Linked DNA regions of Mus musculus: regions 1 and 3 are each linked to region 2. The links are chromatin loops, found by intact Hi-C in ENCODE. Cell type or tissue: heart. All regions are shown on one strand.

Region 1 (8,000 bases), 430 kb before region 2:
AGATCTCTTATATGTGCTCAAGTCTGGACAATGTAGCAGTCTCCTCCTGGCTGGTTTTCGATTAAGATGTCAAACTTTTGGCTCCTTCAGTACCAAGTCCACTTGCATAATGCCATGTTTCCAACCATAATGATAATGGACTGACCTTCTGAAACTGTAAGCTAGGCCCAATTAAATGCCATTTTAAGAGTTGCTGTGGGGCTGGCGAGATGGCTCAGCAGGTAAGAGCACCCGACTGCTCTTCCAAAGGTCCTTAGTTCAAATCCCAGCAACCACGTGGTGGCTCACAACCATCCGTAACAAGATCTGACTCCCTCTTCTGGTGTGTCTGAAGACAGCTACGGTGTACTTACATGTAATAAATAAATAAATCTGAAAAGAACCTTAAAAAAAAAAAAAAAAAGAGTTGCTGTGATCATGGTGTCTCTTCACAGCAGTAGAACTCCTAAATCAGACACCAGGCTTGATGTTTCAAAGAATTTTTTGGCTATGTATGGACAGAATCCAACTCCTAGCTGGCACATCATCACCCCTCACCTAAACTCTGTAAAAACCCCTTGCTTTAGCCTGCATGTGTGACTTCACTGATCCTGTGAGGTCAGTGAACCCACCCAAGAGCTGCCTCCTAATAAACCTGCCTTTATCAACCATAATGGTGAATAGGTAAACTGCTTTGAGCACCCTTCTGGCGGGTGATCCAGCCTTTAGCCACCTGCCAGAGTGTTCTAAATTCAAGAATTTGAGAATCAAAGACACAAAGGCATGCACGCACGCACACATGCCAGCTTAATTTTTAATATGCCTAACTTGCTCAGTGGCCGGGCACTTCCAAACCTCCCCTCAGCTAGCACAGACTCCCCTCTGGCATTCCTGAGTTAATACCTTCTAAATCAATATTTTATTTTTGCGGCCCTGTTTCCTTCTTGGTAGCCTCCATTGGGGTGGCTTTCCCTTTACACCTACATTGCTGGATGATTTCTTTCCTGCAGCTCTTTAATCTCTCTGCTTCTAAGTCATGGAGAATCTGCCTGCTCTTCATCTCCTTCTGCCCCTTGCCCAGTCATTGGCTGTATGGCAGTTTTTTAGTACTGATCAAAGACACCTGGGGGCAGGGACCCTCAGCATTTGGAAATAAGGCTTTGGGGAGATGAATTAAAACAAAGCATTAGAGCCAATTCCCTACAATCTTTTAATCTGGTCTAGTCTGGCCTATATCTGCATCACTGAGAGAGAGAAAATGGCCATCATAGGGCCCACAAAGAGCCCTGTAGGTAAAGATGCTTTCCAGGAAAGCCTAGCAGCCTGAGTTTGATCCTGTGAACCCATGTAAAAGTTGGAGAGAACCAACTCTGAATTGTGTTCTGACCTTCACATGCACACTTGGCACCCTCACACCCACACACACAGTGCACACAATAAAAAAAATGTAATGATAAACAATAAACTTTATAGCCATCATGGTGGCTCATACTTTAAATGCAGCACTCAGGAGGAAGAATCAGATGGATCCCTGATGGCCAGCCTGGTTTATAGAGTGAATCCAGATCAGCCAAGTCCTATCTCATAAAACAAAGTATAGCTCCCACCCCCCACCCAACTGCCTAGAGAAACTTGCTGTTATATGACCAGATTTGCTAGAGAGCAAACCCTGGTGCCAGGCAAGTACTGCTTGCTTCAGACAAGACACATACTACCATGCTACCACGAAGTTAAGAATTCTACTTTAACACTTCATTTGCCAACTTCTGGGCACAATTTTAGCACACTGATGCCTCTGTAGTGATGGACACCGGCACTTACATGAGCCACACGTGCGTACGTTCATGTGCGTGTGCATGTGTGTGTCCGTCCATCACTGGGCCCCAAGCAGAAACCTAGGTTAAGAACATTTAGGTTGCTAAGGCTTAGGTGATTCTTTCAGGCACTGAGATGCTGAGGCCACCCTTCTTCCCTGTCCCTCAGCTGCTGTGCGTGATGCATGACCCACTTCACCATGTCACTCAAAGTTTGAGTTCCATCAAAATCCTAACTTCTCTGGACCTGTGTTCTAGGTGAGGGCTTTTCTATTTGTCTTTAGCTCTTTAGAAGGCAGAGCCCCTTTCTCCTCTGTACTGTTGGGTTCTTGGTGTGTTGATAACCCCTGATAATACAGATCCAAGCCCCCACCCCTGGTTATTTTAATAGCATGATTCACCCCACCTCTTTGCTCTTCTGCCAAATATCCACACACATTGTGGAACTGGGAAGACTATTAATGCCAGTCAGACCACAGAAAGGCAGATTAATGGAGTTTCACCCAGCAGAGAGAGGCTTCTACACATCTAAATACTTCTCCAGGACCCTCAAAGTTTCTCTTTTGCCACAGACTCCACTCTCATGCAGTTTGAATGATTTATTGGTGTTTCTGCTAACGCTGCTACCCTTTCAGTGTGTTTCAGCCATCAGGAATCTTAAACCCGTCCCCTACCAGTGGAGCCATGCTACTTCCTTGTGTCTGCCAAAATGCTCTTAGCATGGCTCCTTTTTCTTCAGCTCTTCCACTTTAGCAATGTAGATCCTCATGGCATCCATCTTGGACATCCCTTTGTTTACCATCCAGGCCTCATATTTGGCCTTTGCTCTCACATCTGTGGCAGGAGGGACAGGGATGTTACAGTCGCCCTGGGTGGCCTGTTTGTAAAAGCTGTACACCAGCAGTTTCTCCTGATCACTCACAGGCCCCTTCAGCTGCTTGAGTGAAGCACAGGCCATTTCAAACTCCACTTGGCTCATTGGTATACCAGAGGCAATGCTTCTGTTTTTAAGTGATGCGGGGTACTAGAAGAAAGTTGGAAATAAGCAAACCATGTTATTGTTAGGCCTTGGAAAGAAGGGGTAAAGAGATAATGTGTGGGATGAACACGGGGCGTTTGTGTGTTTAATAACGTACAAATCGAGGACCAGGAATCCATTCAATTGCTCCTGCCCCGCAGAGCTTTTTCCAGTGTGACTGCCCTTCAAAGTTATAAAAGCACCTATGAGCTCTGAAAGTTGACTCTGCTGTTGCCTATAGGAGATAGTGCAGCATGAAAAGCAAGCATATAGGGAGTTTTGTGTGTCTTGGGGGGGGGGGGGATGAATCCCGTGGATCCGCTGCTGGTTAGTACACAGCTGAAGGAAAGTTATTCCATGTGGGTGAATCCGGGGCGAGAGCTGCCCGGGGTTCCTGAGTGAGGGTGAATGAGGGGTCTGGACTAAGGGGTTCGACCTCCTTGCCTGAAGGGGTCAGGTTCCACATGGAGACAGCCAACAGTACCTGTGGTTAAGAAGGCTGGGAAGCCTAGGCCGAGAGGGGGCGCTGTGGCTAGGGTGGCTTCGACGCTGCGAGCTTGTTGGAGAGGAGTACGCGTGCGCCTTGAACGGCAGCGGCTAGCAGACTACAGCACGGAAGCGGAGAAGCGCTGTGGGCGGAGCCTGTGACGCGCCTGTAGCGCCGCCCTTTGTGCCGTGGCGCGGGCAACGCGTTCGCGGCCTTGGACTAGGAGGGGCGGTCTAGCCCGCCGCCAGCGTCGCCGCCATGGACCTAGGTGGGTTCCCACTTCCCTACTCCGGCCCCTGGGCCGCACCCCCCCAAAGCACCTCCTGGGCAGGCTGAGGCTCTGCACTGCTCCTACGGTGCTCGGGAGGCTGGGGGCTTGAGGAGTTTTGGGGGACCCGCAGTCGCGAGGCCGGCCTCCATCCTGTAGCCCCACCACATGACGGTCTCCTAGAGTCCTCCTCCGTCCTTCGTAGTGTCTTCCCAGTGGGAAACCGGGAGCGAATATAGCCTTGATTCTCCTGGAAATGCTCAGGGCTACTGCACGTGTTTCGGAAATGCCGGGCTGGGAGGGACGGACGTCCGGAGAGTTCTTCGTTATTAAATGACTGCCGAGTTAGTGAACATGTTTCTTATTAGGTCGCCTAGTGCATAAAGCAAAAATACTGATACTGTCTTTCTCCCAGAGGCTTGGCGTTTTCTTTGCGACCACGTGCATAACAGGACCCCATTCGTTGACTCACGCAAAGCGACCACCCCACCCCCACCCCTCTCTTGTGAGCAGGAGTTGCGCAGCCTGAGATTTCACTTTTTGAATCCGAATTCGAGTGCTGCTTGGTTTGGAGTATCCTCCTAGGCGAGGTCTGGAAGTAAGGCGGAGTTGATAGAAATCTGTGGCCATCTGCCAACCCTCTCCACCCTGCTAGGTGTGCTCTTTAGAGGGTAAGACTAGGAGGCCGTCCTGGGAAGTACTCCAAGATTTGCAAATAATACGCTGTGGAGAAATGTCTTTGTCCCTAGCCAGCTCTTTAGTGTGGAATGGTAGTTTCGTGCCCTGCAGCTGTGAAGAGTGCTGCCAAGGCTTGACTCCCTAGTTGAGACACCTTGCAAAGTTGTGCCTGGGCCTCTAGCTTCCCATCTCCAAAACAGGAGTTATAATCCTCAAGAAGTTAGTTTGACGATTACATGATTTTTATAGGTGTCAAGCTGGGTGTGGTAGCTTATGTCTAACTAGCACTCTGGAAGCAGAGGCAGGAGGATCTCAAAATTCTAGGCCGACCTGGTCTGTATAGTTTCAAGCCAGTTCCAGCTATATAACAAGAGCCTATCTCAGAAAAAAATACAAGTATGCCACCCAGCACAGTGCCTACCAAAGTAACCAGTCACTTCCTAGCACCAGCTACTGATTTAAAAAAAAAAAAAAAAAAAAAAGCCTTTGAGTTTCCCCTGGCTATGAGCTGAGTCTGGGACTTTTCTCAAGCCACATGTACACAGTCTCTGAAAGGCACATGTTTGGCCGCAGACATTTGCTCTGCTAAGCCGATGTCTAATGCAATAAAATGTCATTTACAGTTATAAGGAAATGTGTTCGGGGGCCGGCAGACCAACCTGAGACAGAAAGAACCCTGGATTGCCTTCAGGTCTGGGTTTTGTGGGAGTGCTGAGCCTTGATTTGGGGTGGGCAGGCAGTGACAGTAAATGGTTAGTGGCCAGGAGATTTTTTAGTTGCCTGGTGTCAGTAATTTTTTTTTTTCCCTGGGGGTAGGAGAAGTTTGAGATGGTAGCCATGATGTAGCCTTGGCTAGCCTGAAACTCAGTACGTGGACCAGGCTTGCCTCATAAAAATCTGCATCACTAGAGAGCTGGGACTAACGGGATAGGCCACCACAGCTGTTCACTGGAGTCAGTACTTTTGCTGCCGACTCTGGCCTATGAGAATAGGGCAGATGTGTTTCTGGGAGCATAGAGGACTGAGGAGAGAGCTAGCAGTGACCGTGACAAGGTGTTGCACTCAGCTTCTAGGCCAGATTATACACTTTGGGAAAGACCTGTGCCCGTCTGTTTCTGCACTGGAGGAGACAAAATATTGACAAGACTAGTCCTGCCAACACTTGAGCATTTAAATCAGGCTCTTGATGGTCTGATTATGGTTAAGATAGCTTATATAACCCATCCAATTCTTCCATACCTGGGAGATGCTTCAAAAAGGTAACAATACCAGAATAGTTACAAAAGTGTGATTAGTGTATGTCCTGTGTCATGTGGTTCCCATACCATGAAGATTATAGTCTCATGTATATATGCATACATATATTCTCATGTATGCAGACGGGAGACTCAGTAAAGTGTAAAGTCACATCATGTTTTAACAACTGAGTTAGGATTTGAATCCATTATCTTGATTAAACCCCCACATGGCCTCCCTTTAAATGTCAGTTCTTAACTCAGTGAATGAGTGACCGCTGTCTTGATGTAATATTTGTTTTGTCCACTTCCTGGTTCCTACCACAGAGCCAGAACCTTCACCAGCTTGTCCTTTTTGACTGGAAGAAACTGCTGGGTGAACTTTTTCCCTGTAAGGCACAGAATGTTGAAACTTGTTGAAGCAGGAGTGTGCTTAGAAAGAAGGAAGGCAGGGCTCCGGATACAGCTCAGTGGTAGAGTGCTTGCCTGTTACATGCAAGGCTCTGAGTTCAAAAACAGGCTTAACTGAGTGTGGTGGCACAGGCTTTTGATCTCAGCACTCAGGATGTAGAGGCAGACAGATCTGAGTTCAAAGCTATCCAGTTCATAATGAGACCCTGTCTCAGAAACAACCAAAAACACTAAGACAATAAGCACCTCCCATCCCCCAAAGACTACCTATTGTATCTTCCATAGTCTGCCATCACTGGACTCAGTTTTGTTTAGGTTTTTTGTTTGTTTGTTTTTTAATTACATTCTTGGTGTGTATGTGTGGATACCACGGTGCACAAGTGTCAGTCAGAAGACAGCTTGTAGAGGTTACCATATCAGTTCTAGGGCTCAAACTCAGGTCATCAAGCTTGGTGGCAGATATCTTTAATCATGAGCCATGCTGCTGGCCTCTGTCATGTCTTTAATGCATATGTGGTAGCACTGTCCCCTATCCTCTACTCACTGTAACCTCAGCAGTCCAGTTGTCCTCTTCACACTTTGCTGAGGAATCTTAGTCACTTCCTTGATTTTCATGCACTTCTCCGAGTTGGTACTGCCTACACTCACATCAGGCCTTTTCTCCTTCACGCATTGCCATTGCTGAAGGACATCACTAAATGTTCTACCTCAGACTCTAGGTAACAGCACTGAACTTGTCTTCCCTTAAAGCTTGTCCTGAGGGGCCACGAGCGATGACTCTGTAGTTAAGAGCACATATGTTTCTTGTAGAAGTCCAGAGTTTAGTTCTCAGCAACCACACCAGTAGGCTCAGTCCAGCTCCAGAGGACCCAGCATCCTCTTCTGGCCTCTGTGGAAGCTGCATTCATATGCACAAACCCCCACAGATACAAACACATTATTAAAATAGAATTTTGTAAACACTTGAAAGCCTGTTCTGAATCCCTCTCTGCCTCCTATTTCCAGAGGTGCCATTGTCCTGATATCCAGGCCAAAGATCTTAGAAACTGGTTTTTTGTTCCTCGGCCAAGACCTTTTGACCCCAGCCCTTTGTGAGCTCTTACTAACCATGCCTTCCCCTCCCATTGATGTCAAGACCGTAGCCGAAATGATAGCCATCCGATGGCTGTTTCCTTCTCCTAGCTTCTCGCTAATCTGATGACTTCATTACCTCTTGGCTTCTCTGTGCAGGACCCTTGAATATCTGTGAGGAGATGACTATTCTGCATGGGGGCTTCTTGATGGCTGAGCAGCTGTTCCACCCCAAAGCCCTGGTACAGTTGACCAAGTCTGATTGGGAACACGTGGGACAGCCCATTGTGGAGGCCTTGAAGGAGATCTCCTCAGCCACAGCACATTCCCAGCCCTTTGCCTGGAAGAAGAAAGCACTGATCATCATCTGGACCAAGGTTCTTCAGCCCTCCCCTGTCAGCCCTTCTGACACTGATACTCGGTGGCAGGAAGATGTATTCTTCTCCGTGGGCAACATGATCCCTACCATCAACCACACAGTCCTTTTTGAGCTGCTCAAGTCTCTGGAAGCTTCTGGACTCTTCATTCAGCTGCTAATGGCCTTGCCTACCACCATTGGCCGCTCAGAACTACAGAGCTTCCTGGAGCACATGACTGTTGACACATCTTCCAAGGATGTGGCCTTCTTCTTAGATGTCTGGTGGGAAATGATGAAGCACAAGGGCGACCAGCAGGACCCCTTGCTTTCCCAGTTCAGGACGATGGCCCATAAATACTTGCCATCCTCAGATGAGTTTTCCCATCCTCCAAAGAGGTTTAAGTCTGACCCAGATGTGGGTCCCACCATGCCTCTTTTGGCCATGTTGCTTAACGGGCTGAAGCAGATCCAAAAGAGAATCCTGTCCCTTGGAATGAAGTGCTGTGCCTTAGCTAACTTGGCTGACATGCTGAGTGTGTTTGCACTTCTGGAGGATGACACCCAGGAGGTGTCGGCCACCGTGTACCTAGACAAACTAGCTACAGTGATCTCTGTGTGGAACTCGGACACCCAGAACCCATACCATCGACAGGCCCTGGCAGACAAGGTAAAGGAGGCAGA
Region 2 (8,000 bases):
GGGTGGGGGTGGGGGTGGAGGAAAGAAGGGAGAAGACAGTGTAGCCAGTGAGACGATCCAGCAGCCAAGTCTGAAGACCCAATTAAAGTCCCATAACCACCATGGTGGAAGGAGAAAGCTGACTCCTGCAAGTTGTCCTCTGGCCTCCACAGTGAACGCCCTGGCACATGTAATGTGCACACATCTGTACAAACAAATGTAATAATAATGTGGCTGTCAGAGCCACCCAGGAAATTGCATCCCTGCTCCCATGCAGCCAGCGTGTGACCCCTCCTCCTCCTCTTCCCACAGCCGCCCTGGGTACGCTGGACTTCAGTCTGCTCTATGACCAGGAGAACAACGCACTGCACTGCACCATCAGCAAGGCCAAGGTAGGCTCTGCGCCAGCCTCAGCTCGGGGTTCAGGAAGGAGGCAGGGTCCTGCCCGTCCATCTGTCCAGACTTCCCTGGTGTCCCTGCTATATAGAGTGCAGCTGCCCACTTCCCAGATTGGCCAGAGTGGGATAGGGTGGGATTACAGAAAGCCAGGCAGCTTTTGGAGCCTGGGAGGGGTCGCTGAGGAAGGGGGAGATATGGAGAATGTCTTGCGGGGGTTGGGGGAGACAAAGGAGGTTGGATTCCACTGTCCCCGGGTCTCTCCAAGTTCCAGCTGCTAGGCTCCCTAGAGTCCCTAAGAAGTTTCTATGCTGGAAGTCACAGGTACTACTGAAGAAGCTAGGCTCTAGGCAGGGTGGTAGCCATTGGGTCTGAACCCCAGAGGTCCTCTAAGCCTTTCTGTGGAGGGTTGTGGACATCTATAGACCTAGAGAGACTGGTCAGACCCTATTCCCTGTGTCCCTCTGTGGCTCTGCATTGAACCTGCGTCTGTTCCATGGTCTCATCCACACCGTTCCCTTCACACTGCTCCCTCTGGGAGAAAGGTGCCAAAGCTGATGTTTTCCAGAAAGGTAAGGGCCCGTGTGGCCATTAGAGAGCCTTGTAGGACTGTGGAAAGGCCTGGGCCAGCCCAGCACACATGGAATAGCTTCCAAGTGCTGCCTGGCCTAGGCCTCACTTAGCACCCCCAACCTGTTGTATCTTCCTGCCCTTCTTTCTGACCCACCTTGCCACTGAGGGGCTGCCCTTGGCTCTGTGCCTAGAGGGACACCCCATGCCATATCTCTACCCAGCCTGGGTCACTCATGTGAACTGCCATGGGCAATTATGAGAACCATCTACATTGGGCTCAGGGCCCAGGCTGGGTACTTGAAGGCCCTGCCACTCCATCCTGCATCCCTGCTCACTCCTCTGATTCCTTTTTAGGGTGTGATAGCCCATCAGAGCTGAGCACCTGGTAACCCCAACCTGGCAAGGGAGAGGCAGACTGCAGGGCCAGGCAGAGCCCATCCTACCCTTCCTCCTGGCTTAGCAGAGCTTGTCTGGCTTGGGGACCAGCTGTCAGATCACTCTGGTAGAGGCCAGTTTCCCTTGCCCCATCTCAGAGCCTGGGGTTCCTGCTGCCTTCTCCCTGTTCCCGGTGTGTGTGTGTGTGTGTGTGTGTGTGTGTGTGTGTGTATGTGTATCCGTGCCTGTGTGCACAGATCATCTTGGGTACTGGTGTACATGGAGGTGAGGACCAGAGGCCTATGAACCATGGTGACCCTGTTCTTCTCTGTAAGTGTCTACAAAAAGGAGGACAGGCCTGGGAAATACTGAGGCCCCAGAGGGGAGCCACAGAGTTTAAACTGAAGAGGGGCAGGGTTCACACGCAGAGCCTCATGGGAATCCATGGTATATGGACTTCCTAGGCTGCCTTCTGACTTGGTGTCTTAGTTAATTTTCTGTTGCTATGATAAAACACTGACCAAAAGCAACTTGAGAAGGAAAGGGCTTGTTTTTATCTCCCAGCTTGTATCTTCATCATCCAGGGAACTCAGGGCAAGTACCTGGAGACAGGAGCTGATGTAGAGGCCAGTGAGGAGTGCTGCTTACTGCCTTGTTCCTCATGGCTTGCTTTCTTCTTAGCCAACCTAGGGGGACATTTTCTCTTCTCAAATGAAACCCACCTTGCACCAGGTTGACATAAAACTAACCAGGTCACTTGGTCACCGTCATCCCCCAGGAGAGGATGTATCTCAGTTGGTTATCTGTAACAGGACTCACCTCACACCGGGTGTGGCTGGTGAGCCAGGTAGAAATAATACACTTGGCACCCAGCACTTTGTCTAACACTGTCTTGCAGGGTACTGCCAAGGAACACACAGGTAAACTTAAGGCTCACCATTCCAAGCAGTGCCCAGGAGAACCCCAACAGAGCCACAGCACTGGGAGACCAGGGTTACTTCTTAACTGTGATAAAATATCACACACAGGAAACTTAGCAGCCGAATGCTGGGGTGGCTATATTCCATCGCTGCCGGCCATCCCCGAGCCTCTGAGCCTGCCAAGCTGAAACGCCTTGCCCTCAGAACAGCTGCCTATCTCCCCTTGCCACTCCTTACTGGCACAAGCTGCCCCTCCCCATTGTCTGCAGGGACCTTGCAGGGACAAAGTCATGCAGTTTCTGTCCCTGTGCACCAGGCCATCTCACCTTATGGTGTCTCTCTAGGCTGAGCACTAGGAACCCCAACTTTGACTAACCAAAAAGTCCCAGTCCCTAATACCTAGTGAACAGTAGCCCCTGGGCAGTGCAAGGATGACAAGAACTTGGCTGGGGGGAGTCTATCCTCTGTAAGCCAGGTCCTCTCAATGCTAGTAGTATGGCCTCATATAGCATCTCCCTGTCCATCTCTGGGACAGTGACACCTACTTTTATCGCTTGGCAACACAAAAAGCTGATGGGATCTGCCTGAGACAACCCCTTTCCTACCTGTGGCCGAGCACAGCCTCCTTCCCCTCTCCTGGATTCAGTCAGCTCCTGGGGGCTATCCACGTAGGCCCCTGCAGGGCAGACCCTAGACTCAGGGGACAGGGATGCTGCCTGAGCTAGTGTCATTGTGTGAACCCAGCCTCTGGCTGAACCCATCATCCCTTACTTCTTCTACACCAGTGTGTGGTGCTCTGGGATGCCCAGGGACCTGCTAGGTAGACGGGTGTGAAAGTAACATCAGGGACCAACCATAGACTAGGGAGCCAACGGGCAGAGCATACCTCATTGCCAGCTTAGCATGACAGCTGCCCCTGTCCCAGCCAGCCCTTGTGGATGCCCCAGGGCCTCAGAAGTTGGACTGGTATGTATTTGCACTATCTCTGGCCAGTCTCCTGCCTCAAAGATCTACAAGGGCAAAGAGAAACCCGTGAAAATGTTGTAAACATAAGCAAATGTGCAAGAAGTAGAAATAAAACAGAAACCCACATTTGTCCCCTACTGAGGCTGGGCCCCCAGATCCCCCACCCCCCCAGGGCAGCTCCCTGGGGGTAGGATCTGGCAGTGAGTGTGAATGGCCACCATTATCAAGGTACACACACTTCCTCCAGGTCAAGCCTCAGTAGCTCTGAGCCTAGCTTAAATCCCTACCCTCACCCAGCTACTTCTCTGATACTGTCTGAGAGCCTGGAAAGGGGAGAGGAGTCGCACCCATTCGCCCACACCTGCATTCCTCCTTGTTCTGTTCCACTCAGACTGTGGGAATGATTAACGCTTCCCCTGTGATAAAGCTGAGACTATTGAGTCTAACTAGAAAGTTCAGAGGCCTGGGGACACACAGAAGAGAAATGATGGGTGGGTGCCCCACCTGAGAGCTCCTTCAAGCCCATAGAGCTGGACCTGGAAGAAAGATCTGGGGCACAGTCTTAGGGTTTTACAGCTGTGAACAGGCGCCATGACCAAGGCAACTCTTATAAAAGGCAACATTTAATTGAAGTTGGCTTACAGGTTCAGAGGTTCAGTCCATTATCATCAAGGTGGGAGCATAGCAGCGTCCAGGCAGATGTGGGGCTGGAGGAACTGAGAGTTCCACCTCTTGTTCTGAAGGCAGCTAGATTAAGACTGGTCTTAAAGCCCACACCCACAGTGACACACTTTCTCCAACAAGGCCACACTCACTCCAACAAGGCCACATCTCACTCCAACAAGGCCACATCTCCATATAATGTCACTCTTTGGGCCAATCATATTCAAACTACCACAGCCATCTGGCCAGGAATGGAGCCATTCCAGACGTGTGCATCTGGAATATAGTCCACGCACACCTCTGCTGCCTCCCTATTCCCCACCCCCATAGGCCTTCAGCACCAGAAAGGAGTAAACTTAATTCCCAGGCTAGCTGAGCCCTTGTGAGTCCCCTACCCTAAGCTGTACATTCCTGGGCTGGCGGAAGAAACTGAAGTCAAAGTTATCAAGGGGTGCCATCTTGTGGAAGGACACTCCATGGCAGGCAGCCGGTGACTTCTAGGGACACCAACCAGCAAATGCAGAAGGAAATGGCAGCTGACCTCCCGGACTCGGACCGAAGTGCCTTCCCAGCATCCACAGGAATGTAGGGATGAGTGTACAGCCAATCATGGAGACTTGGGGTCAGAGAGGGAAGACCCAACAAGGAGTGGTGTCTGGAAAGTGGGGAGAGAGACAGGCCTCCCCAAGTTTAGAGTGAGGTGTGTCTTCTGGGTTCAGTTTGTCAAGAAAGTAAGAAATGAAAAGCCCCAGGGGCCAGAGTGTGGGAGAGGGAAGCCACCCCAGCACTGTTAGGCCTTATCTTCAGGGAGACTGGAAATGTCAGAGAGGAGGCCCTGCTCAGCAGGCCTCTTGTTTCCCCTCTCTCAACTCACACCCTCTCTGGTCTCTACTCAGGGCCTGAAGCCGATGGACCACAATGGACTGGCTGATCCCTACGTCAAACTACACCTGCTGCCTGGAGCCAGCAAGGTGAGGGTTTCTACCCCAGGCATGGCCCTGGCTTGGCACTCATGGTCTCCCTGGAACCTCACAAGTCCATTACCTATATGCCCCAGAGAATGTCCCACTTACATTTCCCACGAAGCCATTTTAGCCTGGAGTTCATATTACAAAAAAAAAAAAAAAAAAGAAAGAAAGAAAAGAAAAGAACTCCTTGGGGTCAGATGTGACAACACATGCCTTTCATATAGCACTCAGGAAGCAGAGGCAATAGATAGAGTCCCATGTGTTAAAGGTCAGACTGGCCTACATACATAGTGAAGCTCAGGCCAGCCCGGGATGCAGGGGTGCATAGCGCCTGCCTGCAAGACCTTCAGTGTGTTGATGGACTTCAGTGTGTTGTGGCTTCACAATGGGGACTGTGTGGGAGGCATTAGCCTGGTTTATTTGACACAGAACCCCTGTTCCTGCTCCCCTGCCGGGCGACCCAGTAGAGGCAATATTTCACCCATAAGGTGTTCACTAGGAAAGCATGGGTTACAGGCAGAGTGAAGACCCTGAGCAAAGGGGAGGGGAACGAAGGTGATCCAGGAAAGTGGTCCAGTTGTGCCACTGGCTTTGGATACACTGCCAGTCTTAATATGGAACTCTCTTATGGGGAAGAGGGCCGGGGCTGCAGTCTTGGGTCAGGCTAATGCCTGTTAAGTTGGACATTTCAACTTTCCAGTTGGAATGAGTCACAGAGCAACCTCCCATTCCCTACAGGACCACCCCATAGCCACCACCTCTGTTCTGTTACTGTTGCCAGAGTCTGGGGGCAGGATGCTTCACACATTAATTTTCTGTGGTTACCTCAACAAGTTCTCACCGCTTGGCCATTTAAACATGCCCATCGCCTGCCTCCCTGGTCTGCTGGTCATCAGCCAGGCAGGTTGCACTGACTGACTGGACCAGAAGTCGAGATGCCAGCAGGACTGTGTCCAGTCTGGGGACAGTCATTCCCTCTCCTGTCCAAATAGAGGCTGCACACTTCCCCAGCTGAGCAGGCCCTGTCTCTCCTGACTCTACTTTTACTGCTAGTGACCTTGTGACCACAGGGCTATTTGAATGCCTCCAATAAGCTTGCTGGTTTTAAGTCAGCTAAATAACAGTGTCGGTTTCACCTTCTGCCCTCAGGTCCCTTCCCCTGTGTCAGATAGTACCTCTGTGAATGGAAGGACCAGGCCTGCCACCTTTGAGGCCACACTCATTCAGGATCAAAATAAGATCACTCTGTCTTTTTCCAGGCAAATAAGCTCAGAACAAAAACTCTTCGGAACACCCTGAACCCCTCGTGGAACGAGACCCTCACTTATTACGGAATCACGGATGAGGACATGGTCCGAAAGACCCTGAGGTGGGTGAGGGCCCCTGTGCCTACACCCCACCCGGGGACGCCCTACCGCTTGTGAATTCCCACTGACTGTGGAAGCCCATCGCCCCCAGGATCTCCGTGTGTGATGAGGACAAATTCCGCCACAATGAGTTCATTGGAGAGACTCGGGTGCCCCTGAAGAAGCTGAAGCCCAATCACACCAAGACATTCAGCATCTGCCTGGAGAAGCAGCTGCCGGTGAGTGGAAGAAGGCTCTGGCACCGCAGCCGTGCAGGAGTTTACTGAGCAGCTACTATGTGACAATACTGTGTTTCAGGCACAGTTGCAGGGAGATGGAAGGAACTTGCTTCCTGTTGATGGCACAGGAGTGGGGATAATTCATGGAGCAGAGAGCATAGTGGAGGGGGCAAGTCTAGGAGGGGACATCACAGAAGTGGCAGGGCACCTTCCACAAGTGACAAGGTAACAATTCTTGTGGCGCTGAGGACTAAATCTAAGACCTGAGTAATTAAGAAGAGCTCTTCCACTGAGCTGCGTTCCAGCCCTTTTAAAGTTTTACTTTTAGAAAAATTTTAAATGTTCTAAATGTGTATGTAATGTAGTGTATATGAATATATATGTATGTGTGTAGTCTATGTGAGTGTGTGTGCAGTGGGTAGAAGTGTGAATATGTAAGCTTATATGTAACATAATGCATATGAGTATACGCAGGTGTGTGTGTATAATGTATGTGAGTGTGTGCTTATATGTAATGTGGTGTGTGTGAGTATATACATGTGTGTGTATATGTGTAGTCTATGTGAGTGTGTGTGCAGTGGGTAGATATGTGACTATATAGGCTTGTATGTAACATAACGTGAATGAGTATGTGCAAGGGTGTGTGTGCACGCACACACACACGCGCATATGGTCTATGTGAATATGTGTGCAGTGGGCAGATGTGTGAATGTGTAGACTTGTATGTAACTTAGTGTTATGAGTGTATTCATGTGTGTTCACATGTGTGTGGGGTGTCTATGTGAGTGTGCGTGCAGTAGGCAAATGTGTGAATGTGTAGGCCTGCCATCAACACAAGAGTGTCTTCTTTAATGGCTCTCCTCCTCACTTTTTGAGACAGGTTCCCACTGAGCCCAGCGCTCACTAACTACTCTTACTAGCCAGTGATCTTGGACTCTCCTGTGTCCACCCCCCGTTGCTAGGATTTCAGATTTGAGCCACCAAGCCCAGCTTCCCAGTGATGCTAAGGACCCACTCTTACATGGCAGGCACTTGGCTGTACTAGCCTTGAGCTTCCTCTACAGCTCAGATTGGCAGTAAACTCTTTTTTGTTCTGTTGTTTGTTTGTTTTTTATATTTAAGTCATGATTTCTCTGTGTAGCCCTGGCTGTCATGGAACTCACCCTGTACACCAGGCTGGCCTTGAACTCAGAAATCTGTCTGCTTCTGGGATAAAGGTGGGTGGCTTCCTCCACCACCTGGCTGACAGTGAACTCTTGATCCTCCTGTCTCAACTTCCTCAGTCACTAAGAGTGGCTCAAGGCAGGGCATGGTGTTATTTTAACAGGTTCCCTGCCTGGTGGGCTCAGAATGGCCAGAAGCAGAGGAAGGCGAGGGTTGATCCAAGAACCAGATACAATGGGCTGGATGGAGACAAAGGCCTGCCGCCAGGGCAATTCCAATTCCTTCACTAAGGACAACTCAATTGGAGCGTGTTAGGCCAGGAGAGCCATGAGATGCCCAGAGGAGACAGCACATAATTCTCTCTGAGACATTGTAATTGTTCAGCATGATGTCATGACAAATTTGGCCCCC
Region 3 (8,000 bases), 180 kb before region 2:
TTAGATATTGAGGATATCTTACTGTGAAATACTTAACTTAAGGTCTGCTATGACTTTTTTTTTTTAATTATTTACCTTTATTTTATGTGCATTGGTATTTTGCCTGCATGTATTGTCTATGTGAGTCTGTCAGATCTGGGAGTCACCACAGACAGTTGTGAGCTGCCAGGTGGGTGCTGGGATTTGAACCTGGGTCCATTGGAAGATGCAGTCCACTGAACCAGGTCTCCAGCCTCGACTTTTTTTTTTTTAAGACAGAGTTTCTCAGGGGGCTGGACAGATGGCTCAGAGGTTAAGAGTTCTGGTTGCCTTTCCAGAGGTCGAGTTCATTTTCCAGCAACCTCATGGTGGCTCACAACCATCTATAGTGAGATCTGGTGCCCTCTTCTGGTCTGCTGGCATACACGCAGGTAGATTGCTATATAATCAATCAATCAATCAATCAATCAATCAATCAATCTTTTTAAAAAAGAAAGACAGGGTTTTTCTGTGTAACTTTGGCTGTCCTCAAACTCAGAGGTCTGCCAGCCTCTTCCTCCCAAGTGCTGAGATCAAAGGCATTGCACTACCACAATTGTGTTCTCTCTCTCTCTCTCTCTCTCTCTCTCTCTCTCTCTCTCTCTCTCTCTCTCTCCAACTAAACAGGTCACAGTCACAGGTTCTGGGTTTGACGTGGACGCCCCCCCCCCCATTTTAATCCATCAGACCTGTAACTCTAAACCCCACTGTCTTCCCCGGCTCCATTTGCCTCCTTCACAGTAAAGAGGAGGGAGCTTTCCTTTCCTTCATCATATGTGTCCTACAGATTTAAGATTTGGGGGCCTCTCCAGGAGCCCCTGATGGTCTGAGACAGCTGTTTGACTCCTTCTGAGCACTTGCCTAGAGAGGTCACCCTCAACCTCTACAGGCTGGGGTTCCTGGACCGCAGGTACCTTCTTGACCTGGGGATCCTTCTTGACTGCTGGACCTCAGCTGTTGTATGCAGATCTCTCTTGGCCTTTGGGCACGTCTCGTGGAGATAGTCCTGCCCTCTCCCACACTGCTCTGCCTTGCTACTGCAAGCTGGATTCCCTTCCCTTTCATAATCTGCTAGGCTGGAAAGTGGCTCTTGGTTCTCACTGGGAGGAGGGGTATTGGTGTGAGAGGAAGGTGACTTCCAGAGGACATTTAACAATGTTTGGAGGCACTTTCTCTTGTCATAACCCGAGTGGCAGAAGTGAGTTTATACTACTACTTAGTACAAAAGGCTAGGGAGGCTGCTAAACAACCCGTGATGAACAGAATAGCCCTTGCTGAAAATGACAACAGTGTGGTGGCCCAGTGGCCCTGCTCTACCTCTGTGCCTGTCCTAAGCTTCAGAATAGAGGCCAAAGTCTCAAAAAACATCACCTCCCCATAACTCTGCTTCTACAGGGATGCCAGTTCTAATGACATTCTGCCAGGGAGATGCCCTTCCAGGCATCCTGGATGGCCTAGAAGAATCTGTTTGCTCATAACTCCCTCCCAAGGAGCTCAGATGGCAGCTCTCATTGGCAGTGGCGGTGGGGTGGGGAGATAAGGTCCAAGGACCAGCTTGGTCTCTTAGGGAGTCTTGGCAAAGGTCCTTATCATCTATCCATCTCACTGGGAGGTTCCAGTCAGAGTTGTGATGAGGAAGGAGTGTCCTCGCTAGCCAGACACCACTGCTCCCTTATGCATCCGAGTCCATTCTCATCTCTGCTGTAAAAGCTCTTGGGAAGCAGAAGCCCTTCCAGTTTGTTCACCTGAGTCCCCGGTACCTCAACATAATTACTCTCTGTTGCAGAACAATGGCACTGTGTTGACAGTGAATGAAGAGTCTGCCTTCTTTAGAGGACAGGTGGGCCTGCAGCTGGCAAGGAGAAGCTGGGGATGGGACTCAGTTGGTAAGGTGCTTGCTTAGCACACACAGACGATGTCTCTGATTCCAAGCACTGCATAAACCCTTGCTGGCACAGGCCTGAAATCTCAGTCTGAGAAGGTGGAAGAGAGAGGCCTAAGGTTCAAGAGCGGCCTCTGCTACATACAGAGCTTGAGGCCAGCCAGGGATACGGGATCTTTAAAATGGACCTGTGGTCTTCTTTTGTCTTGTTTTGACAAGGTCTTTGCTCTATTGTCCATTTTGTCCAGGAGGACATCGATGGCCTTGGACTTGTGATCCTCCGGCCTTGATCTGCCGAATAGCTAGGACACCGTGCCCTGGTTTTTGTTTCTTCCCTCAAGTTAGAGACAAAGGGCACTCTGAGCACTGAGCTACACTCTGACCCCATCTGTAATCCATTCTAAGAAAGAAAAGTTTGCTTGGATCAAAGAGCGAAAAGGATGAGGCCAGTGTGAATTTTGCCAAGTGGATGTGGAAGAGGTTCCCCTATAACATGGAAGAAAAGTTAACAAGGATAAAAGAACCTTGGAACAAGAGCCCATGCAGCTGGTGATTGGCCTAAGATGGTGAATATATTCACATTCGTGGACCCTCTTCTCTTACAGCCACAGATAGACAGACAGACAGACAGACATATGTGGAAGTATGTCCCCCTTCCCATTTAGTGGGCACGTGAGAATCACCAGTGAGGATGGGGCCATTTCACACAGGAGCAGGACTGGAGGCCTAGGCTGTGTCTCCTCTCATATACAAGATGCCCCCAGGTAAAAGCTAAACAAGAACAGTTGGTTGTATAAGGCTGGTTGTATTGCTGTGATGGTGGGGGTTGGGGGAGGCCACATGAGATACCTAGGAAATAAAACTTTAAGGAAACTGGCAAGAGATCGCTCCTTAGTATAACCCAAGTACCAGTTTGAAGTACCACCAGCGCCCACTAGAAGCCTTGCTTGTTGGAGGAGGAAAACCTTTGCAGGCTAAAGCGCTGACTAAATTAAAGCAAGGCAATGGGGGTAATCAATCAATTTCTCATGGCCCATTTTCCAAAGAGAGGCTGGGCATCCCAGAAACTAGTGCACTGTAACAGGCTATGCATGATGTACTATGAGGGACTCCTAAAAGGGAGCTTGTGGGTGGACAGGTAGCCCTGAATCCTTGAGATCTGAGGATGAGGGGAAATGACAGGATGGAGGCGATGACGGTTACTAACTCCCACTATTGACCCTTACAATGAGCCAGCTGTTAGGGGCTTCCCCCGCATTCGGTTCTCATTCTTCTCTCCCTCCTGAAGAGAAGACAGAAGCTCAGGCTTCACTGCCTGATACAGAGTGGCAGTTTATATTAAGTCAAATTAAACGAAGTAACACATCCAGTCTCTTGTTCCTAGTGGCTAGGGCAGCCATGCAACATCTCTGTACTACAGGAAGTTTCCTGGCAGGTCGCACAGATTCACACAAGATCGCATTTTCCATAGGGGAAGATCAGAGTCCAGATGAAAGTCGATATGACCTAGGGACTAATCGGGGCTGCTGAGTTAATATGACAACCAGGAATCCCAGGCTTTTCACCTGGCTACTGATGTCTAAGGCCATCTCAGGATTTTTTTTTTTTTTCCTTAAACATTTAGTCTGAGGGGCTGGAGAAATGTCTCCACTCCGCTTGGATGCATATGCACCATTCAGGCGTACAGCGGCTGGAAATGAATACAACTTGATTCATTTTGAACTGGCAGTCAAGACAAAGCAGACAAGAGCTTAGGCTCTGGGCGGCTGCTTCCTTTGCAGACTGTAGCATCCATTCGCCTCCTCCAGTCATTTATTCCACAAACACACATTGAGCACCAGCTAGTGTTAGGTTTCCAGAAGCCCTATCTTTTGCCTCCTGGGGTTGCTAAGAAGAGGCTTGAAGCTCCTTAAAGAAAAGACGGAGCTGTTCGTTATCTGTAACTAAAAGGAGCCCTCGAGATCCACTCCGTGCCAAGATGAGCCATCTAAAGGGGGATGGCGCCTATCAGATGGCCTCGGGCCAGAGCTCTTCAGTTGGCAGGAACAGGTCCCAGGTCAGAGAGGGGCGGACCGGGGCGGGGCGCGCGCCCGGTACCTGAGGTGGCCGCCAGAGGGCAGCCAGGGAGCGCGCCCGGACGGGGCGAAGCCCCAGGTAAGTGTAGCTAAAGTGGGGCCACCCCCCTTTCTGGGGCCCAGTCTCTCGGGGCCCCGGTGTGTGTGTGTTTGGCTCCAAGATGGGGGCCAGAACGCGTGCACGCGATGGTCCGGGAGCTAGGGCTCAGATCCTGTAGATGTTGGAACCTGGGGTGGGGACCGTTCCTGAGCACCGTTGGGGCGCGGGCAGGGCCTGGTGCCCAGCTGCCCTCCTAGGTTTGCCCGCCCTCTATCTCTCTCCGTTGCCGGAGACTCCGGGCTGCAGGAGAGCTGTCCCGGGACAGCGCCGCGGTCCGCTCCGCCGGCGCGCTCTTACTCCGGGATTTAGCCTACAGCCCGGAGCGGAGGGTGTACCTCGCGCGGCTCCGGGTGTGTCCCGGGCGCGGAGTGGCGCGGGGCGCGGGCGGCCGGTGGGGGAGGGGCGCGGGAGGTGCGGACGGCAGGCGGCGCTGGGGCGAGCGCGCCCGCGAGTGAGTCAACAAGTGCGGAGCCCAGCGAGCGCGCGCGGGCGGCGGGAGGGGCCTGCAGGTGGTGGCCAGCGTCCCGTCCCGGTCCCTCAGTGTCCGGCCGGGGTAGGGTGGGCAGGATCCAATGTTTTCGGTTTCTGGCGTTTGTGTGTGGGGTGTCCTTGGCCTTGGGCGCTCGGCTCAAAAGGACTGGCTGGCGTTCAGGAGTGGGAACTCGAAAGCACGTGGAGCCCTTGGGTGTGCAGGTGCAGGGTGGAGGGTGTCCTCCGAGTCAGCCGGTTCTGCCCCTGGAAGACCCCTCCCCGCGGCCAGACAGCTTTGGGGAAGTGTTTCAATCCACTCGGGGCGCCGCCGAGAGCTCAGGATGGCGACCCTCCCTGCCTGCTCCCAGGGGTCTCCGGCCGTCTGCGAATTCCGAGGTGGAGCAGGGCAAAGCGACCTGATTTTCCACCTGTGTGTCTGATAAACCTTAGCGGTTCCCTTGGGGGAAAGGTTGGGGGATGCTGAAAGTGGAAACCGGATCTCAGTGAGACTTGAGCCAGTGGGGTCCAGGGGAAAAGTAGCTGTCAGTCGGGTTGTGCAGCCGGCAAGCTTTGATCCTCGGGGCAGCAGAGGGCAGGGGAGGGAAAGGGGCATTCCTGAGGCCCCAGAGCAAGGCGAAAGCCTCTTGGAGAAGCCGGCCCCTATAGTTCAGGCTCTGTCTCGCCCCCACCCTAAGAGATTGCTCCTTCCATCGCTGCCTCCGAGGGCCACTTGGCTCCCAACTGAAAAAAGCAGGAACATGAGGTGATCTGTAAGCTTTGCTCACCGCCACATTTCCCACAAGTGCTCTGCACCTGCTGCTGTCCTCTTCCTTAACCCTGCAGCCCAGACTGCTGTCCTGCCACTCAGCAGAGGCTAACTGGCTTTCCAGTGAGCCTCTCTCGCTCCCTCCTATACCCACTCCCTACCCATCGCGGAGGGGGAGTTCTGGGGAGGGGGACGTCTATTTTGCAGCCTTCCCTACCGGTGGTCTTTATTTCTAGCCAGGCCTCCCTCCCTTTTGTTCTTCCCCAGTTGTTCCTTTCTCAGCCCCTCTTTTCTTGCTTCTACTTTCTAGGCCCAGTTTATGGCTTCTCACGCAGTGGTCTTGGGTCACACTACCTCGTGCTACTCCTGTCCAGGCTTTCTTTGGGGTGCCCCGTAGTCACTCAAAGATAGTCTGAGTCTGGACGGGTGTCTCAGTCAGGAGCCCTTCTCATTCTATCAGACTACATTTGCCTCTGAGGGGTCTGGCCTTTCCCCCCTGGAACCGGCTGGCCCTGACCTGGAACAGTGTAGGCTAGAATCAGACTCCTGCTGCAGCATACAATCTGACATGTCACCTCTAGAAGGAGCAGCTCTTGACCAAATAATTGACCCCTAAGAAATCCTTAGAGTCTCCGGTTTTCCTCAGGCCTTTCGGGGTCAGCTCCTCTGCTGGGTTCTCGGCCTTTCAGTCCCGGGCTATGTTCACACTGGTTTCCAATCCTGAATCTTCTCTCTTCCCCCTCAGGGTCAGTCACTCTTGTCCCTCCCTGTACTACTTGGCTCAGGTGCTGTTGCCTAAGAAAGCTTGATCCTCCTGCCTAGAATCCCACTGATCCAGGATCCCTTTCCTAACTCTGCATCCTTAGCCACAGCTGTCATGCTGATGGTATGCCTGATGGCAGCCTCTCAGTACCCCCCCCCCATACTGCACATCCTGGAGGTGTTCAGTGAACTGCCCTCAAGTTTCTGAGAACTTCCCATCCCATGCCTGGAGCCCTGCTCAAACTAGATCTCTGAATGGCTTGGTTACATCGTGTTCTATGCCAAGCTGAACATTCTCTGCTGTTGCCTTCTTAACCAAGAGTGGGCGTTCCGTGTCCTGAGTTGGGCAGTTCCAAGGGGCTCAGGCCTTCACTGGCTTTTAGGTTCTTGAAGCACTCAGAGAGGCAAACATCAAGATTATTGTCTCCACTCTGCCCATTGGGAAGCAAGCTCAGAGAGGGCCAGGGACCTGTCTGACTCACACAGCTGCGTGCGGGTGGGCAGACCAGAGGTGGAATTCAGTCCTGCGGGCTGCAAGCTGTCATTACATACAAAGATGTGTTGTTTGCCCTGAAGGTGTATGTGTCCCACATCTCCAGCGTCCCCTCAGTATTTGGCCCTGGTGTGCAGGGCATGCTGGTGGTGTGGGACTCTTCTGGACTCTAGGGAAAGGACTTGATCAGACAGATGGGGAATAGGATCCTTGCTTGACTCGAGAGGTTGTGACATCAGTCAGGGAGGCCCTGGAAACAAGCTGTTTCTGATCTGGCTTTAGAACTGTGGAGTAAAGAGCTCTGCGGGGTGGGGGTGAGGGGGTGGAGGTCCTCCGGTCTGCCCTTCCAGCGTTCCCTAAGTGCCCATCCCTGAGGGACACTTTCAGTCCCCCTTTTGAGCCTTCAAATAAGTTTCTTTAGGAGGCCTCCTTCCCTTCTTTTGCAGGCCACTGTCAGAGGAAAATGAGCTCCTGCTGTGAAATCCTGTTACCATAGCAACCGATAGTGCGAGGCCCAAGTCTCCTGCTCCTAGGTCTCTCTGCACTATGTGCTCGGAGGGGCTTTTTCTGTGTTTGCTGCCTGAAGAAATGAAATATTCCGCTTCGCTTTCCTTTTGTGTAGATATTAAATTCTTTTGTTTCTTCAAACCAGTGACTTCTGGGTACTGTTTGTGTCCCAGCAGGTTGTTGCCAGGCAGTTGGCGCACCATTAGTCATGACCCCAGGGTGATGACCCTGGTTTAGGTCACATTTATGAGTGACACCCAGTGCTCCATGGGTAAAAGCTATGCTGTCTTGAATGCTTGTCAGGAAAGAGGTGCAGCAAGCACTCTGGGGGTGGGCAAGCCAGTTTCCTTCAGCTGCTGTCAATAGACCTTGTCCATGGACACCACCCAGAACAGGGCACAGCAGACGTGTGAGGAAGACAAGGATGCCATGGGCAGTGATCACAAGCTATTAATATGGACCAGAGGTGGGTGGGGGTGGAGAGACGGCTCAGCGGTTAAAAGCACTGGATGCTCTTCCAGAGGTCCCTGGTTCAATTTCCAGCACCCATATGGGAGCTCACAGCTGTCTGTAAATCCAGTTCCAGGATGTGGCATACACACACACACACACACACACACACACACAGGCAAAACATCAATGCATATAAAAATAAATAAGTCATAAAAAACTTAAACAAAAGAAAAGAAAAAGAAGGAAAAGAAAGAAATATGGACCAAGTGCTCCCAGATGCAGTTTCCTTTTATTTAATTCTCTGCCAAGGGAAGTTAGAACTATTAGCGTTATCCCCACTTTGCAGGTAAGAAACTGATGCCCCAGAGAAGTTAAGCATTTGCCAGATAACACACAGCAAGTACCTGGAATGACTGTCCTTGTGGCTAAGACTCTATGTGCTGCTGTATGGTCAATGGAAGGGCTGTGGTTTA

Evidence for each region. Hi-C counts contacts between places; a loop is a spot of excess contacts. Peaks named below come from ENCODE experiments on the same cell type or tissue, not always from the same donor. Only the 100,000 strongest peaks of a DNase experiment are listed, where the experiment ranks them.
Region 1: it touches region 2 in a loop (2.6-fold over the local background); 2 of 42 quality-filtered maps call a loop at or near these places.
Region 3: it touches region 2 in a loop (6-fold over the local background); 30 of 42 quality-filtered maps call a loop at or near these places.

The regions. Positions count from the first base shown.
Region 1 is chr11:76,213,044-76,221,043 of GRCm38, reverse strand. Gemin4 (gem nuclear organelle associated protein 4) reads left to right here and starts at 3,472. Exons shown (of 2, transcript NM_177367.3): 1 at 3,472-3,566; 2 at 7,121-8,000. The coding sequence starts at 3,557. Dbil5 (diazepam binding inhibitor-like 5) reads right to left here and starts at 3,431. Exons shown (of 2, transcript NM_021294.2): 1 at 3,296-3,431; 2 at 2,379-2,817. The coding sequence starts at 2,772. The coding sequence ends at 2,509. Glod4 (glyoxalase domain containing 4) reads left to right here. Exons shown (of 9, transcript NM_026029.3): 9 at 1-649. LOC108167850 (a long non-coding RNA gene) reads right to left here and starts at 7,193. Exons shown (of 2, transcript XR_001780094.1): 1 at 7,101-7,193; 2 at 6,334-6,788. In heart, a CTCF peak has its summit at 3,329 (motif pointing right); DNase peaks (open chromatin) are centred at 3,473 and 4,193; H3K4me3 peaks cover 1,712 bases; H3K27ac peaks cover 1,858 bases.
Region 2 is chr11:75,778,464-75,786,463 of GRCm38, reverse strand. Doc2b (double C2, beta) reads left to right here. Exons shown (of 9, transcript NM_007873.3): 2 at 292-371; 3 at 4,769-4,843; 4 at 6,100-6,209; 5 at 6,299-6,425. Among named protein-coding and RNA genes, the nearest start is that of Gm12339, 13 kb to the left of the region's middle. In heart, a CTCF peak has its summit at 4,333 (motif pointing left); a DNase peak (open chromatin) is centred at 4,323; H3K27ac peaks cover 750 bases; H3K27me3 peaks cover 2,674 bases.
Region 3 is chr11:75,963,213-75,971,212 of GRCm38, reverse strand. It overlaps a transcript of Rph3al not described here. Among named protein-coding and RNA genes, the nearest start is that of 1700016K19Rik, 33 kb to the left of the region's middle. In heart, CTCF peaks have their summits at 392 (motif pointing left), 3,996 (motif pointing right) and 4,527; DNase peaks (open chromatin) are centred at 4,032 and 4,522; H3K4me3 peaks cover 1,841 bases; H3K27ac peaks cover 3,295 bases; H3K27me3 peaks cover 3,080 bases.